Regions from separate parts of the Homo sapiens genome. Here region 2 is linked to region 1. A link is a contact called in ENCODE Hi-C data. All regions are on one chromosome and are shown on one strand. Each heading gives the region's core, a stretch centred on a gene start or an enhancer-like site at or near the end of the contact. The rest is flanking DNA. Distances are from core to core; before and after follow the strand shown. Region 1 has its middle 27 kb from the start of SMARCE1. Region 2 has its middle 8.3 kb from the start of KRT33A.

Region 1 (4,561 bases), core at 2,021-4,520:
TAATAATAAAAGCCAACATTTGTTGAGCACTTACTGTATGCTCATGCACTTTTTATACTTTTTATTTTCTAATCCCTGAAGATAATATTAGAGTAGATCACTTTACCAATGAAGTTTATATTTGTGATCTTGGGCTTGAGTTGATCAATCAACTCTTACAAACCATTTTTCCTGGAGAGAGGAAAATTAGCCTCAGGCTGTTGTACGAGATATTAAATGACATCAAGATTGAACATCTGTGCTAGGGATTTCATCATTGTGGATCAATAATTCAAAAGACTCAAGACAAAAGAATCCACTCGGAGATCAGTGTTCTTGCAATGGGAGATGTATATGGAAAAACTATTCCTTGTGGAATCCTTTCCTTCTTCCCTCCAAAGCTTTCCATACCACCAAAATGAAAAAGTACACACACACACACAAACACACAGACTTAAATCATTTGTAAGCCTACAATAATAAAAAATACTGTGCTATATAGAGAACTACCCTCATGTCTGATGTATGCTGTGTTATGCGTGCATTTTACCCCTGTTGTGGTTTCCTGTCAATCTGTGAGCAGTGGGGAACCTTTTAAAAGACATCCCTGGTTGGGTGTCAAAAATTTCAGGAAGTACCAAATCAGATGGATTTTCTGCAGAATAACTCTCTGACCTTTAACCACCTCTTCCTGATGTGTGCCGTGGATAGATCTTCCTCCTCCTCAAAAAACACACCACGTATTCTGGGACAATAGCTTTAAAATACCTCCTTGAAGCCATCAAATGTCAGTCAGAGTCTAGGTGGCTGTGGTTGTGGTTCTTAGGTGGGTGGCTCTCAGATTGAGCACAGAATCTCCTAGGGAAGCTGTCTGAACCCCACCCAAGACTACTGAATTAGAGGCTACTAAGGAGAAGCCTAGCAGACTAGCAAAGTTTGGAGAATCACTGATTTGGTTTAATCTCTTCATTTTACCAAAGGGGAAACTGAGGCCCCAAAAAAGAGAAGTGAATGACTCATCTAAGATCCAATTGTCTCAGTGCCAGGGCTGGAATTGTTCTTTACAGCTTCTTCCGGGGAGAGCAGAGCCTCAGGATATTTTTAAAAACATGTTCAAGCCTAGTTGGACTGAACTTTGCCAAGAGTTGGACGTTCTTCAGTGTGCGACACATTCTAATGTTATACTTTTTAATGACATATTATGAATATCATCTCTGTTTTAAAGATGGAGAAACTGAGGTTTAGAAAAGTTAAATAACTTGTCCAAGATCACACAGTTAATTTATGATGGAGACAGGATTCCCACTCAGGTCTATCCGACTCCAGTTCTGTGAGTGATAGGTACCCCATCTATGAGATAAAAACTCAAACTGACAGCCAAGTGACCTTTCCCCCTTCTGCAAATCTTTAAAAGCACCGGTGCTTTTCTCATAACCACTCCAGTTCTTAAAATGATTTTTTTAAGAGAGCGAAGGGCTTAGGAGCAAATGGCTTCTCTTAATAGAGCAGTAATAAAGGCTGGTATCCTAATAGTCGTTTTCCAGATATTTGTGCAGATGGAAACATTCACAATGATGACATTCCAACTTGTAAATACTAGCTCTGTGGGTTTCGGAGGGTTTGTTTTGTTTTGTTCTGTTTGAGATAGTTTCGTTCTGTTGCCCAGGCTGGAGTGCAATGGAGTGATCTCAGCTCACTGCAACCTCCGCCTCCTGGGTTCAAGCAATTCTCCTAACTCAGCCTCCCGAGTAGCTGGGACTACAGCACACGTCATCATGCACAGCTAATTCTTGTATTTTTGGTAGAGACGGGATTTTGCCATGATGGCCAGGCTGGTCTCCAACTCCTGGCCTCAAGTGATCCGCCCTCCTCGGCCTCCCAAAGTGCTTGGATTACAGGCGTAAGCCACTCTGCCTGGCCTAGCTTTGTGTTTTTAAATCATTTTGTGGGTGTTTTCAGCCAGGCACTCCTTAAAAACAGTGTTCACAGCATACCTAATAAACTGTAGTTATTACCCAAAGTATGTGGTTCAACAACAAAAGGTGGGCGAGTGAAAGAATTGATAAATGATCCGACTGTGATGTTATCTGTTCCAAACACTTTGCAACAGAGTTGAACACATCAACAGCAATATATGTGATGCACCAAAGCAGGGGGCTGATGCATGTGGAGCCCCTGGCAACCTGTGCGTGTCAGAAGGGTGCGCTGCCTTGCTGCTGGCTTCAGCCAGGTAATGCCCAAAGTAGGGTCTGTGTGGGTCTGGTCTCTTACCAGAATCGTAGCAAGATTAATTTTTCATTATCACCACCCACTTCGAAAGTAAATTTCATGTTTCCCACTGAGTTTCCCAAGGGAATTGGATAGGTCTACATAAACCAGGGGAAAATGGACAGTTTTAGACACACTTGAAAAAAAATGTGTGTCAGGATAGACACACTTGAAAAAAAATGGATGGGATTCAGGCCCAAAATATGGCACCTTGAAAATAGTGGATGTTTTAAGCTGAACCAATTTCTGAACTTCCCTTGAAGCAGGTCATAAGAACCTCAGGTGACAGGTGCCCTCCCTATACTCAGGGGAAGAGCGCATTTTTATCTGCGAAGAAGAGAAACTGGGCAAACAGGCCTTGCTGAGCTTCCCCCCGCTTTCCCACCCTCAGCTCATCCCCTCTGTCCTATCATATTCTTCCATGACTTTCCACTCTTCATCAAACCCCGTATAAAAACACTCAGGTTTAAACATTTCTTTGGGTCTTCATTTCCTTACAAAAGCCCCTGTATCACATAAAACGTGTATTAAATAAATATATATGCTTCTCTCTTTCTAGCCTGACTTTTGTTACAGAGATCCTGCCAAGAACCTGGAAAGACAGAATTAAAAAATGTGTCCTCCCCAACAAAATCAAAGCGATTTTTTTTTTCTCTGTCCTAGATTGTTCTAGGTCAATGCAACTGGAGCATCCTGCTGTCAGGGTAGTTGCAGCCAGAACACATTTGGAGTTTGACAGCCTGAAACAACCACAATTCATTTATACATGATTTGCTTTCTCAGGATGAAGAAACAGAGACTTGTCTGACACGGTCACTCCCTCTTGGCCAATAAGCATCAGTTTCCTGACACAAGCGTTTCCTGGGGGAGGGTTAAGGAGATCGGTTGTTTTCTAACCCGCTCCTGAGTCTGATGGTGTCCAGGTGACGTGATATTTTCCGGGCGATGGTGTCCGGGTGACATGATATCTTCCACCTGGGACAGCAACTGCTCAATCCATCCGGCACCTGCCTCCTGAGCTTTTCCTCCAGCGCCCTCTACAGGAGCTTGTTAAGCACTGGATGCCGAGAACTAGGAGAACTCTGTCCCCGCTTACCTGGGACTGAGGAAGGACATTCAGTGATAAAACCAGGCAAGTCCCGGGAAAACGGAAACAAGCTGATCACCCTAATAAATAAAAAAGGGGGCCGGACGCGGTAGTTCACGCCTGTAATCCCAGCACTTTGGGAGGCCAAGGCGGGCGGATCACGAGGTCAGGAGTTCAAGACCAGCCTGACCAAGATGGTGAAACCCCGTCTCTACTAAAACTACAAAAATCAGCCAGATGCGGTGGCAGGTGCCTGTAATCTCAGCTACTCGGGAGGCTGAGGCAGGAGAATTGCTTGAACCTGGGCGGCAGAGGGTGCAGTGAGCCGAGATTACGCCACTGCACTCCAGCCTGGGAGGCAGAGTGAGACTCCATCTCAAAAAAAAAAAAATAGACCTACGCTGGAGGGTCTGGTGGGGACCCTGCGCTATTAAACCTTCATAAATGTATGGTTGAAGTTGGGGGATGGGGAAGGTATCTTAGTCAAAGTCCCCAAGGCCTGTGAAGCAGCACAGTGTCCGATTCTGCAGCCCAAGCTGGGCAAGAGCCTGGTGACTTACAGGATTCCTCGTGAGTTGTCAATCACTCTTAACTTTCATTCACTCAACAAACAACTGCTGAGCACTTTTTATATGCCAGGAACCCTCCTTGGCACCAGTAATAAAAGATGCAGTATGGCATGGTCCCTGCTAGAGGAGGTGTCTACACAAGTGGCAAGTGTCCAGTGGGCAAGTGCTCCATGAATGAAAGTCCTTGACAGATGTGACCTGGAAATGCCCTTACACTGCTGACAGGTAGGAGCGCCTTTCCGCAGGCACCTGAACACAGCCGGAGCCATTTGGCAGGGGTCGGGCCAAGGGCCGGGCTGAGGGGCAGGACGTGAAGATGAGTTGGGTCTAACCCTGTTCCACGGCTCCACCTCCTCTCTGCCGGGGCCCCAGGGCAGAGTCCAGAAAAGACAAGCAAACACATTGGTTTGAAAGGTAAAAGAAATAATTAAATTTTCAGCTGCAGGAAGTTGGCTGAGTAAATTATGATCCTAAAGGTATTTTGTGCCTTAACGATGATGAGAAAGATTATGTAGCCACATGGGACCGTGCAAACTAGGTTTCTTCAAAAAGTAAATGTATATTAGGATCATGCAATTAAACACGCTATCAGATGAAGACTGGTTGGGAAAACAAACTGGATCCGGTGTGTTCAGTGTTAAGATTATGGGCGATCTCT
Region 2 (4,506 bases), core at 1,810-4,309, 720 kb before region 1:
ATTGAGAATGGGAACTCTTAATAGAGATTAGAATATCATCAACCTATGAGAACAGGTAGGGAGGGGCAGGAGGTAGAGTGGGGGTTGGAAATTCTCTCCAAAACTTGCAGACCATATATTTAGGTGTGGTAGAGATGTCCAGGGAAAAATACCCAAAACCTTCCATTCAGGGCTGTGGATACCAGAGGACAGCTAAGGAGACCAGCCCTCAACAGTTGCTCGTGGCCACCTTCTTCCCTTAGGTGCGGACCAGTCCTCTCTTTTGCGTTAGGGCTAACATAGAGAGAATGCTGAGTCTCAAAGATTGGTCACTCGCTACTCCATTTGTCTTCAGCAGCACAGTCCTATAGAATGGAGAACAGATGTTCCTGAGGATCTGAGAGTCTGGGCTCCTTTTTAGTGGAAGATCATGTATATAAAACATTTCTTTATTTGAGTTTGGAAGAGAAGAATCAGTAGAAAAGGTCTTTATAAACTTTAAAAATAACCTGGATAGGATACAGATTTCAATTAAATCAATGTAGAAAGTCACCTCATCATTAATCATGAATGTCTGCTGCTTGCTTGGAAGGAGGAGATAAATAATGGGTTCAGAATCCTTTCTTTCTCTCTTGTATATTTCAGCAACAATGCAGAGGCAGGAAAAAAAAAGCAAGAATTCTTAAAGGCGAGGTTCTGTTATTCAACCCTGGGCTTTCCCAGGTGCAAACTTAATTTCTCCTTTCTGCAGGTTCCCAGGTCTGCAGTCGCTGAGGTCATCAGCTCCTCGAGCCAGGCCTTCTCAGAAAACAGTGCTCTGAGGGGAGAGGCCCATAGCAAGGAAGCAAGGAAACAAGACCCTGGGAAATGTCTCCTAATCCCTGCCCCACCCTTCCCTGTGAAATAAACCATGATGGCGCTGGGCTATGAGTCTTACCCACTAGGAGATGGTGTGGGATGCTGTGATGAGAAGAAGAATTATGGCTTGTTTTGGAGGCAACATTTTTTGGTCCTGGTTTTGGATATATTGTTGACTCCCCTGACCATCAGAGTCCTCCTTTTGAGAGACCTGGCCTGGCAGCATTGTGGGGTTGTGAAGATCCCCTGTGTATGGAAGTGCTTTATAAATGGTGCAGCATGGTACCTATGTAAGACTCAGTATTCTTGTTGTTGACACTTTGACCTTGAATACGAATTCCTGGGCTCTTGGGATCTAAGTTTGATATTGTCTAGTCCCAGTAAAACATTCTACTCAGCCTCCTAACAGCCTGTTTGCTCCTATTTTTGACAGATGTGAACCGAGCTCCTATTGTCTCAGTTTGGAGAGCTTGCCTGAGAGGTGACATTTGCATTGAGACCTGAAAACAGAGAAGAAACAGAGCAGAGGGAAAGAGCTTTCCAGAGAGAGGGACAGAAAGTCAAGGAAGGGAGGGAGTAAGGCAGTTGCCTTTGAAGAAGGGAGCAAGGCCAGGGCATCGGGAGTGATGAGTAGGGGAGGAACAATCAGCCTGTATGTGTGGGCAGTGGCCAGGGTACATGGGGGCTCGCCAGTTCTGTGGAGGATCCGATTTCATTTCAAGGGAAGAGGAAAGCCTTGGGAGAGTTAAAAGGATGAATTTGATTGACACTTTTATTAAAAGGAGTGCATTGGCAGCTGAATGGAAAATAGGTTTACTGAACACTAACATTTAAAGTTTCAGGGTAGTGGATGACAATTACAAGTCAGGTATGTCTTCTTTTATGTTTCAAAGAAGAATCACTGACATCTAACAACAACTGCTCACATTTCTCATCAAAAACAGGAGAGTCTGGCAGCAGGCACCAAAAGTCCCAAGAATGGCTCCAACTATAAAAGGATATGAGGATGACATGATCTGTCCCTTGTTATTGCAAAATGCACACTGACAACTTGATGAAGTTATGTGCCAGGCAGGTGGGCCCCGGCCCCACCAGGCTCCTCGCTGAGCCTGCTGCAGGTGTGCAGAGGTAGCTTTCCCTCACTCTCACTTTTTTTTTTTAAACTTGTAGGGACAAGCACAGGACTGAAATGTAAAGTGTAGGGGGAGCCCTTGAAACTATTGCTATGGAATAAAAGATGAAATGCTCCTGATTATTGTAAATACAAAGTTGCATGCAGGATTGTGTAAAGACAATGCCAGGCTGGACTACCAGAATAAGCCAACAGCGTGTGATGTGCTTCCCCCTGCAGAGTCTATGAACGGAAGGGCAGGCAGGGATGTTTCACATCACCAAGATTCCTATCCCAGAAAAGCAGATGTTCATAGCTCTGAGAACGGAATGCGACCCTTGAGGAGAGCCTATAAACGGACGCATGAGGGGTGCATGTTCATATGGATAAGATAGGGCTATAAATGCCCTCATCTTGCCACAGCTCTTCTAGGCCTCTTTAGGGTTAAGGCATTCTCCCTTCTGAGAATTTCTGGTCTAACCTGTTGTCTAGCTTCACGTCCTGTTTCTATGGATTGTTTGTAACCAGCTTTTGCTGCAACTGTTACTGCTGATTAATATCTTGCTAATCACAGGTTATGGAAACACTGTGTTTCTGTTTTAAGGCTCTGTTAGAAATTACTGATGCACATACTATATTGTAAATTCTTATCTCTGTATATTGTACTTCTGCATACAGATGTTATGTTAAAGAATTGCTTCATCCCCATGTGACCATCTCACCTCATAATCAAATGACCCGAAATCCCTCACTAACCTACCCCCACCCTCACTAAACTTAATAACAAATGCTATATTTATATCCAGTGCATTGGTGGCATCGCAGGACCAGAAGGCGGTGACCCCCCGGACCCAGCTTTCACTATCTTGTGTGTGTCTATTCTTTCTCAACCTGCCAATCCTCCTGGGAACAAAGAGCCCCATTGCATTGCAGATTGCTGGCCAGATCCTGCAATAGTAAAGCCTAGGGAGGATTTACAGCCTCCCCAGTCAAAGATGTATTTACAAAAAATTCAAACACTTGCTCAGCTGCGGCCTGGATGTGATGGCATCTACACAAGATGACTTCCTGCAGCGGCACAAATGAAGCTGTGGGGGATCCCGACGAGCTAAAGCTTGGGTGTGGCACATGGGAGTGAATGTGTTTAAAGTTTTAAAAGTGGTTAAAAGGTGAAAAAAGAAAGGCTAGAAACCAAACCTCAGAAAAATCATGCATTTGAAAGTGACTGCTTTAGTTTTCAATCTGGTTTCAGTCTTGTAACCTCTATCTGTATCTCAGCCTGCATTGTGTTACTATGCTTTTTAAGCCACGGTTTCTTAAACTGAAAATGGGAGACTAATAACCACCTCACTTTTTTTTAAATAAAGGTAGAATCAGATTATGTTGCAAAGATGCTCAACCCAACCAGATACATCATAAGTGTCCAGTAAATGGAGTTCCTATTCACTTCCTTAGCAGCCCTGCATTCTGACCCCTTTCCTATTGCTCATCACAGGGTCTCCACAGCCTTGAGAATAAAAGGTTTTGCTCATTTGAGTCCTTCAGTAACCAGGTGAGAATCTAGTTTCAGGTTCTCTCAAATTGAGGGTTGTAGAAGACAGGCCAGATGGGACAAGAAACTGAAGAATCTGAGCTCGAGGGCTGAGAATCAGAGAGAAATGAATTCAGATGTGCCTGCATGCATCTGTGTGGGTCTGTGCACCTATGCTTGTGTGTGTGAGTGCAGGTGTGTGTGCGTGCTGTGTTAGGAGGAAGATGGCTAATTATGATTATGAAACTGGTGGTATTTTTGCTGATTATAACAATCAGAATTTTCAAATGGAAAGATAAAAGTAAAGCACAGAGCTGGTGGTGTCAAAGTCATAGGAATTTTAGTCACTTTATGGGAACTGGTTTCCACTTATGCCTATTTTCTACACAGGAAACCAACAATTAAGTGTATCATTAAAGGCCTGGGTAAAATTTAACGTGTTTGTATTTCCTGTTAATAATTATTTCAGACCTGCACATGCTGACTTCATCTTGGTTGGTTGTGGAGGCTGACTGACTGCTGGCTGCTGTGAAACATGAGGGTTACCAAGACCCTGAGAGCAGAGGGTGTGTGGTCCATTGTCAAAGAGCCAGGGGGACACGTGGGAGGGTCACTGCGGGAAGTGACTGCAGGCCATGCATGGTAATGCACAGGTATGACCAGCACAGAGGGACATGCCTCTAAGAAGGGTGCACTCTGGGGGCAGGGAAAGGACATAGATGAGAGAGTTTGAATGCTTTCTTGGTAAGTGCTTAATTAGATTGGTTCCCCACGGCAGCATTTTATGAACTGAAGTGCATAGACACTTCAAGGGGCTATAAGAGGGAAAATATTCCATGGGTTAGAGATGGAGAGAGGAGCATCTAGAATTTTGCAACTGAGCTTTAGTGAGCTCTGTTTCACATTTGGATGTCAAGGATTTTAGAAAAGCAGATGTCTGCCTCACTGCTGTCTGTTTAACTGAAGGTTTACACTTGTGCTCTGAGATTGTTACTAAAACAGAAAGAGGAAGGAGAAGAAGAGGAGG

The links. A loop is a pair of places that touch in the nucleus more often than their neighbours do. Pooled maps may share reads with other maps.
Region 2: a pooled map shows a loop between it and region 1 (4-fold over the local background). The contact joins two enhancer-like sites. A Hi-C loop is called at or near these places in 3 of 37 single-sample maps with no recorded cell type and 8 of 50 pooled maps.

What each region holds. Positions count from the first base shown.
Region 1 is chr17:40,618,825-40,623,385 of GRCh38, reverse strand. No RefSeq gene overlaps it. Among named protein-coding and RNA genes, the nearest start is that of SMARCE1, 27 kb to the left of the region's middle. Within about 2 kb of position 3,270, at least 7 of the 41 ENCODE cell types and tissues checked have a DNase peak (open chromatin) inside an H3K27ac peak, as active enhancers do.
Region 2 is chr17:41,340,229-41,344,734 of GRCh38, reverse strand. No RefSeq gene overlaps it. Among named protein-coding and RNA genes, the nearest start is that of KRT33A, 8.3 kb to the left of the region's middle. Within about 2 kb of position 3,059, at least 4 of the 41 ENCODE cell types and tissues checked have a DNase peak (open chromatin) inside an H3K27ac peak, as active enhancers do.